2 separate regions of the Homo sapiens genome follow, and region 2 is linked to region 1. A link is an interaction called in ENCODE POLR2A ChIA-PET data of the cell type or tissue named here. Cell type or tissue: PC-9. All regions are shown on one strand. Links, peaks and the distances in the headings refer to the core of each region. The heading gives the core; the rest is flanking DNA.

Region 1 (2,919 bases), core at 331-2,830:
ATAATAAAAATTACCTCATTTAACAACTTATCTTCCTAAAAAACTTTGTATGTGTTCACAAACCATTTTTCCTAAGACTTTTTTTTCTTTACATGGGTCTTAGTTTCTACAAATCTTGATATTTACATTCTTAAAATTACTGTATAATGCTTAATTCAGTAGAGTTCACATATGGTAAATAGTTTAGCAAGTACTAATTTAAAGTTTTAGCATTTCAGCAGACTTTTTTCCTACATCAGAAATAAACAGATAAATAGATAAGTGAAAAAGGAAGGAAGGAAGAAAAAAAAACATGAACCATGCTTCTTCCAGGTTAATGTTTAAGCCTGCTTTAATCACGTCCTTTGATACACTTTAAGGTCCATATCAGTCAAGGCAAACATTCTAAGGGACCGAGCAGATGGATGCTGCAGTTTAGAAAGTGTGTGGTAAACTCAGGATCCAAGAGTGGAACAAAAGATCCACCTTTTTCATAATTAAGCCTCTGATTAATGCCCTAGGCTCCTCAGCACACACCTGTAATTACTCACAGAGGTACTCATTGTGCTGGGACTTGTCTCGGAATATCAGGCATCAAGCTATCCGGCAGCAGATGGAAGCACATTTCTGTTGACATATGTTGCAATGAAAGGATTCGTGCAAACCTGGCTAGCAAGGTAGCAGAATGCCATGCATTTGAAGATTAATAATGCAAACAACCATGATGTTAACTTTGTTATGCTTGTGTTAATTCCATCTGTTGAGATGTGGAACTAAACCTTGAAGCTTGTGGGCTTTAAAAATCTTTAGCACATACTTGAATCAAATAAGCCCCTTTTCACCACTGGAATTTAGAGTTTTAATTAAAAAATGCTTTTCTAGGCTAAATTTATGGGAATTATGAACTAAATCCTTTAACAAGCTAATACCACAATTTGTAAATGAATCCATTTTGCATTGTAAGATTTGTATGTGTAAAGGCAACAATCTGTAAAATGGGGCATTCAAAAAATATGACTAAGTTGCTATACTGATGCTAAAGACAGCAGATAGGCATGTAGCTGAGATAAAGTCACATGGCTCCCTCACCCCCTGGACCTCAGCCAATCACTTCAACGGAACCTGCTACTATGAGCAAGAAGGTTGGAAAGAGAGGGCAAAATAACAGATGGCTAGCCTACCCTACCCTGCCACCCACGTAAGACAGCGCCCTGAGGAGACACAGCGCCTGTGTGAAGTCGCCAAAGACAGCACTGGGGGAGGGTAAATGGGGGGGTTAAAGAGGGAACTATATGACCAGTCAGCCAAATTATGGCCATATGCCTGCTTCCGTTGCTTCTCCACACTGAAGTGGAACAACTCGAAGACTGTATCTTTGTGATAACATTTTAAAATTAGGAATAACCACGTGGTACTCAAAGAAGAGCCGCTGCATATTCTCAATAGTGGGACATCCACAAAATGCCCCACTCATTTCTAACTCAGTAGAATCCTTCTTTCACCATCCCCACCATACATTAAGACACAGCTATAACAGAAGTCTTTGAAAAATATAATAAAAATCTGAAACCTTCCTCACAGCCTCCAGGGCTTTATATATACATGGGAAAGAATGATGCTCTCAGACATGAGTCATTCATGTGCAATCCTCATGCCTTTTGCCATCTCCCTGTCCAAAGTGAACATTACTTGCCTAACAGGTTTTTCAAAGTGACTCATGTTTTAATTTTTTTATTTCCATAGGTTTTTGGGGAACAGGCGCTATTTGGTCAGATGAGTAAGTTCTTTAGTGGTGATTTGTGAGATTTTGATGCACCCATCACCCAAGCAGTAAGCACTATACCCAATTTGTAGTCTTTTATCCCTCATCCCCTTCCACCCTTTCCCCCAAGTCCCCAAAGTCCACTGTATTATTCTTATGCCTCTGCGTACTCAGAACTTAGCTCCCACTTATGAGTGAGAACATACAATGTTTGGTTTTCCATTCCCGAGTTACTTCGCTTAGAATAATGGCCCAATTATTCTGAAAAATTTATGTGTATCCTTTCTCATAAGTAAAAAGTAACTCAAGTAATACAATGACAGTAATCAATGCTGCTAAATTTTTGCTAAAAATACCATCCTCTGATGAAGACTCTGGGTCTGAGAGCAGCTCTCCTTGTTGAATATAAGCACAGAATGCAATGTCAGGGTGGTGTGAAAGAATAACTTCTCTCAACTCCAGCTGGCCTACCTAACAGTATCACAAGGACCTGCAGAGAGGAGGAAAGGGGCCATCCTTTCTACTGTGTGATTCAATGCTATTCAGCGCTGCCTCCACTGAGATGGCTAGTGAGAAACGGCCCTGCACTCTGACGTGGTGAAAAGAACTCTAGAACTTGAGCCATGAGGCCTAGGTCCAAAGCCTTGTGTGACTGTGGGCAGATCATGTCATACCCAGAGCTTCATGCTTCTCTTCCGTAAAATGAAATGATACTCCCTTACGGAGCTGTATGTAATGGGATAGGAGATAAGAACATATGCCTTTGTAAAATGAAAAGAGCCATAAAGAAGTAAGTAGAATAGCAAGTAAATAATTATTTTTCAAAAAGAGAAGGACTCTGAAGAGTTTTACTTTGTAAAATTTACTTTATAGGTGTAGTTTGTATAATTCAGTGAACTATTATTTTGCTGATCTACAGAAAGAATAGTTTAAGACATTTCAAAGGTGGCACACAAACAAGCCTCTTAGATCGCACATTACCCCAGAAATTCAAAAGCTCTAGAAATTAGTGCTTTCAAGCAACACCCTTAACAAAGCTTTACGGCAATTAGCCATAGTGTTTTACAAGGCAAATACTGAAAGAAAAACAGGAAAATTATCATTTTAGATTTTCTAGGATTCATTTTTCTAAGGAGTTCTAGAACTTAATACAAAGAAGTTCAAGTTAGTTTTATAGC
Region 2 (2,919 bases), core at 309-2,808, 170 kb before region 1:
GCAGTGATGCGATCTTGGCTCACTGCAACCTTCGCCTCCCTGGCTCAAGTGACCCTCCCACCTCAGTCTCCTGAGTAGCTGGGACTGCAGGCATGTGCCACTACATCCGGCTAATTTTTGTATTTTTTTTAAGTAGAAATGGGGTTTCACCATGATGGCCAGGCTGGTCTCGAATTCCTGGCCTCAAGTGATCCACCTGCCTCGACCCCCTGAAGTGCTGGGATTACAGGCATGAACCACCATGCCTGGCCAAGGTGCCATGTTTTTTTAACCTGATTTTTGTTTTTGTTTTTGTTTTTTTTGAGACAGGGTCTCACTCTGTCACCCAGGCTGGAGTGCAGTGCCATGATCATGGCTTACTGTGGCCTTAATCTCCTGGGCTCAAGTGATTCGCTTGTCTCAGCCTTCTGAGTAGCTGAGATGACAGGTCCACACCACCATGCCTGGCTAATTTTTATTTCCTGTAGAGATGGGGGTTTCACTATGTTACCCAGGCTGGTCTCGAACTCCTGGGCTCAAGCAATCTTCCTACCTTGACCTCTGAAAGTGCTGGGATTACAGGTGTGGGCCACCACACCTGGCCCTGATAATTTAAATAAGGAAGTTTACTAGTTTTTCTGAAAGTTGGAAACGGCTTCCAAGATAGTTTTATTAATATTGTTCCTGTTCATATCAGTTACAGGAACTCTCAGACAACACACACAAATCACAATCTGTTAAGTCAGCCACAGAAATCTACACAGAACAGGAGGGTTATCTCCTGGTTTGAAAGTTGTTTTCTCACTGCAGTGATGGTTTAATTTGTCAGGTGAAGTCACAACTCTTAGGTTGAACCATAGGACATTGCTGTTTTTTTTGTTTTTTTTTTTTTGTTTTTTTTTTTGAGACAGGATCTCACTCTGTTGCCTGGGCTGAAGTGCAGTGGCACAATCTCAGTTCACTGCAACCTCCGCTTCCCAGGTTTGAGTGATTCTTGTGCCTCAGCCTCCTGAGTAGCTGGGATTACAGGTGTGTGCCACCACGTCTGGCTTTTTTTTTTTTTTTTTTTTTTTTGTATTTTTAGTAGAGATGGGGTTTCACTATGTTGCCCAGGCTGGTCTCCAACTCCTGGCCTCAAGTGATCTGCCCGCCTCAGCCTCCCAAAGTGCTGGGATTACAAGTGTGAGTGCTTGGCTCATTGCTGTTTTTATAAGTAAAAATAAAAACTTTGCTATCAATAATTTTATATGGCTTAACCTAACATTTCAAGGATTTTTGTAAACATTAACTTAAAAATTGAGTTAAAGACAGAATATAACTTTAACTCAGAATTGAATTGTTTCAAAAGTGTGTTAATTTAATAGCAACAAGCACCTTCCTGGCAACTGATGACCTCTTTTAATTGTGCTAGCGTTTGAGCATTTGGAGGATATAGATCAATGTCCACCAATGAGAATTCTGCTCTGATTAGAGGTTCACAACCATTACTTGAAACTTTTTTCTAAAGCAGGTTTCTGACCCTGTCCCATGAGCATCTCCCTTACAGTGGTGCTGGTGGACAACGTGTTGTACTTCTGTAGTATGTATCATTTAGAGCCCTGCCACTCAAAGTGTGGCTCAAGGACCTGTAAGTCCACATCCCCTGGGAGCAGAAGTGCCAGCCATGCTTCGGGCCTCCTAAGTCAGAATCTGTATTTTAACAGGATCCCCAGGGAATCTCTATGTCCGTTGATGTTTTACAGGCACTGGTTAAAAATTTGAGGTCTTGGTCATAGAGTAAGTTCTCCCAGTTGTTGCCCCAGTAAATTTGGCCTCGGAAGGGTTGATGGCTTGGGCACCAACCCAGGGACGCTAACCCCAACTCACGATGGGTTCATAACAATGCTAACAGACTAAATTCATATTAACATTTTAAGGATGTTTGGTAGCAATTCATTAAAAATTGAGTTAAAGACAGAAGATAACTTTAACTCAGCAACTTTAGCTGACCAACTTTGCGTGGTCCAAGGTCTTCATATGAATTACTCAGTGAGTTCTCACAATGCCTCCAAGAGGTTGGAGCCGTCATTACCCTGTGTAACATCTGAAGAAATGGAAGGCCCTGTGAAATGATGTGGGCTGAAAGTGCGGAAATTTAGTTGAGATCAAGAAAGTTCATAAAGAGAAACCTCCAAGGCAGCAATTGCTCCAGTGTGGGAGAATTCAAATGGACAGTGAAATACCGGGGCCTTGGTTCCACCTACTTGTCAAGGGGCTCCTACAGCAGGGAGTGCAATACGGTGGCCCAGGAACATGTATGGTTCTCAGTCCAGACCGTGAAACAGTTGATTTGTGCTTTGGCAATTTGACTCCAAAATAATGGGCTGAAAGTCCCATCCGGGAGAGAGAGCGAGAAGCCAAATGTAACATCATTTCCAGTTATTTCTTATCTTACGCATTGGAGAAACTTGTTATTTCTACATGACCCAACTTGCAAACACAAATAACAGATGCTGGCGAGAGAACTGGGTAAATTTAGTACTGCGTGATGTTAACTACGGCTCACACTGGTATCTGCGTCGTAGCAGATTCTAGATTCGACACCACTTTTTGCTTTGCTTTAACGTGCTGCAGATGCAAACTGTAAGAGAGGCAAGAATTCACTGTGAATGGTGGCGTCGTAAGCAGCTCCACAGTGAGGATATTGCTGAAAGTTAGCTTGCCCGGGCCACTTTCTTTTTTTTCTTTTTCTTTTTTCTTCTTTCTTTTTTTCTTTTCTTTTTTTTTTTTTTTTTTTTTTTTTTTTTTGAGACCGAGTCTTGCTCTGTCACCCAGGCTGGAGTGCAATGGCTCGATCTTGGCTCACTGCAACCTCCACCTCCCCAGTTCAAGTGACTCTCCTGCCTCAGCCTCCCGAGTAGCTAGGATTACAGGCGCACGCCACCATGCGCCTGCCACCAC

Evidence for each region. Peaks named below come from ENCODE experiments on the same cell type or tissue, not always from the same donor. Only the 100,000 strongest peaks of a DNase experiment are listed, where the experiment ranks them.
Region 2: POLR2A ChIA-PET joins it to region 1 with 20 read pairs; 3 of 35 experiments call an interaction of 5 or more read pairs at or near these places.

The regions. Positions count from the first base shown.
Region 1 is chr20:20,548,288-20,551,206 of GRCh38, forward strand. The region is part of intron 23 of RALGAPA2 (Ral GTPase activating protein catalytic subunit alpha 2); the gene reads right to left. Among named protein-coding and RNA genes, the nearest start is that of RALGAPA2, 160 kb to the right of the region's middle. In PC-9, for the core only: no CTCF peak of the experiment used is centred there; DNase peaks (open chromatin) are centred at 614 and 1,634; H3K27ac peaks cover 2,500 bases.
Region 2 is chr20:20,377,371-20,380,289 of GRCh38, forward strand. No RefSeq gene overlaps it. Among named protein-coding and RNA genes, the nearest start is that of INSM1, 11 kb to the left of the region's middle. In PC-9, for the core only: no CTCF peak of the experiment used is centred there; no DNase peak of the experiment used is centred there.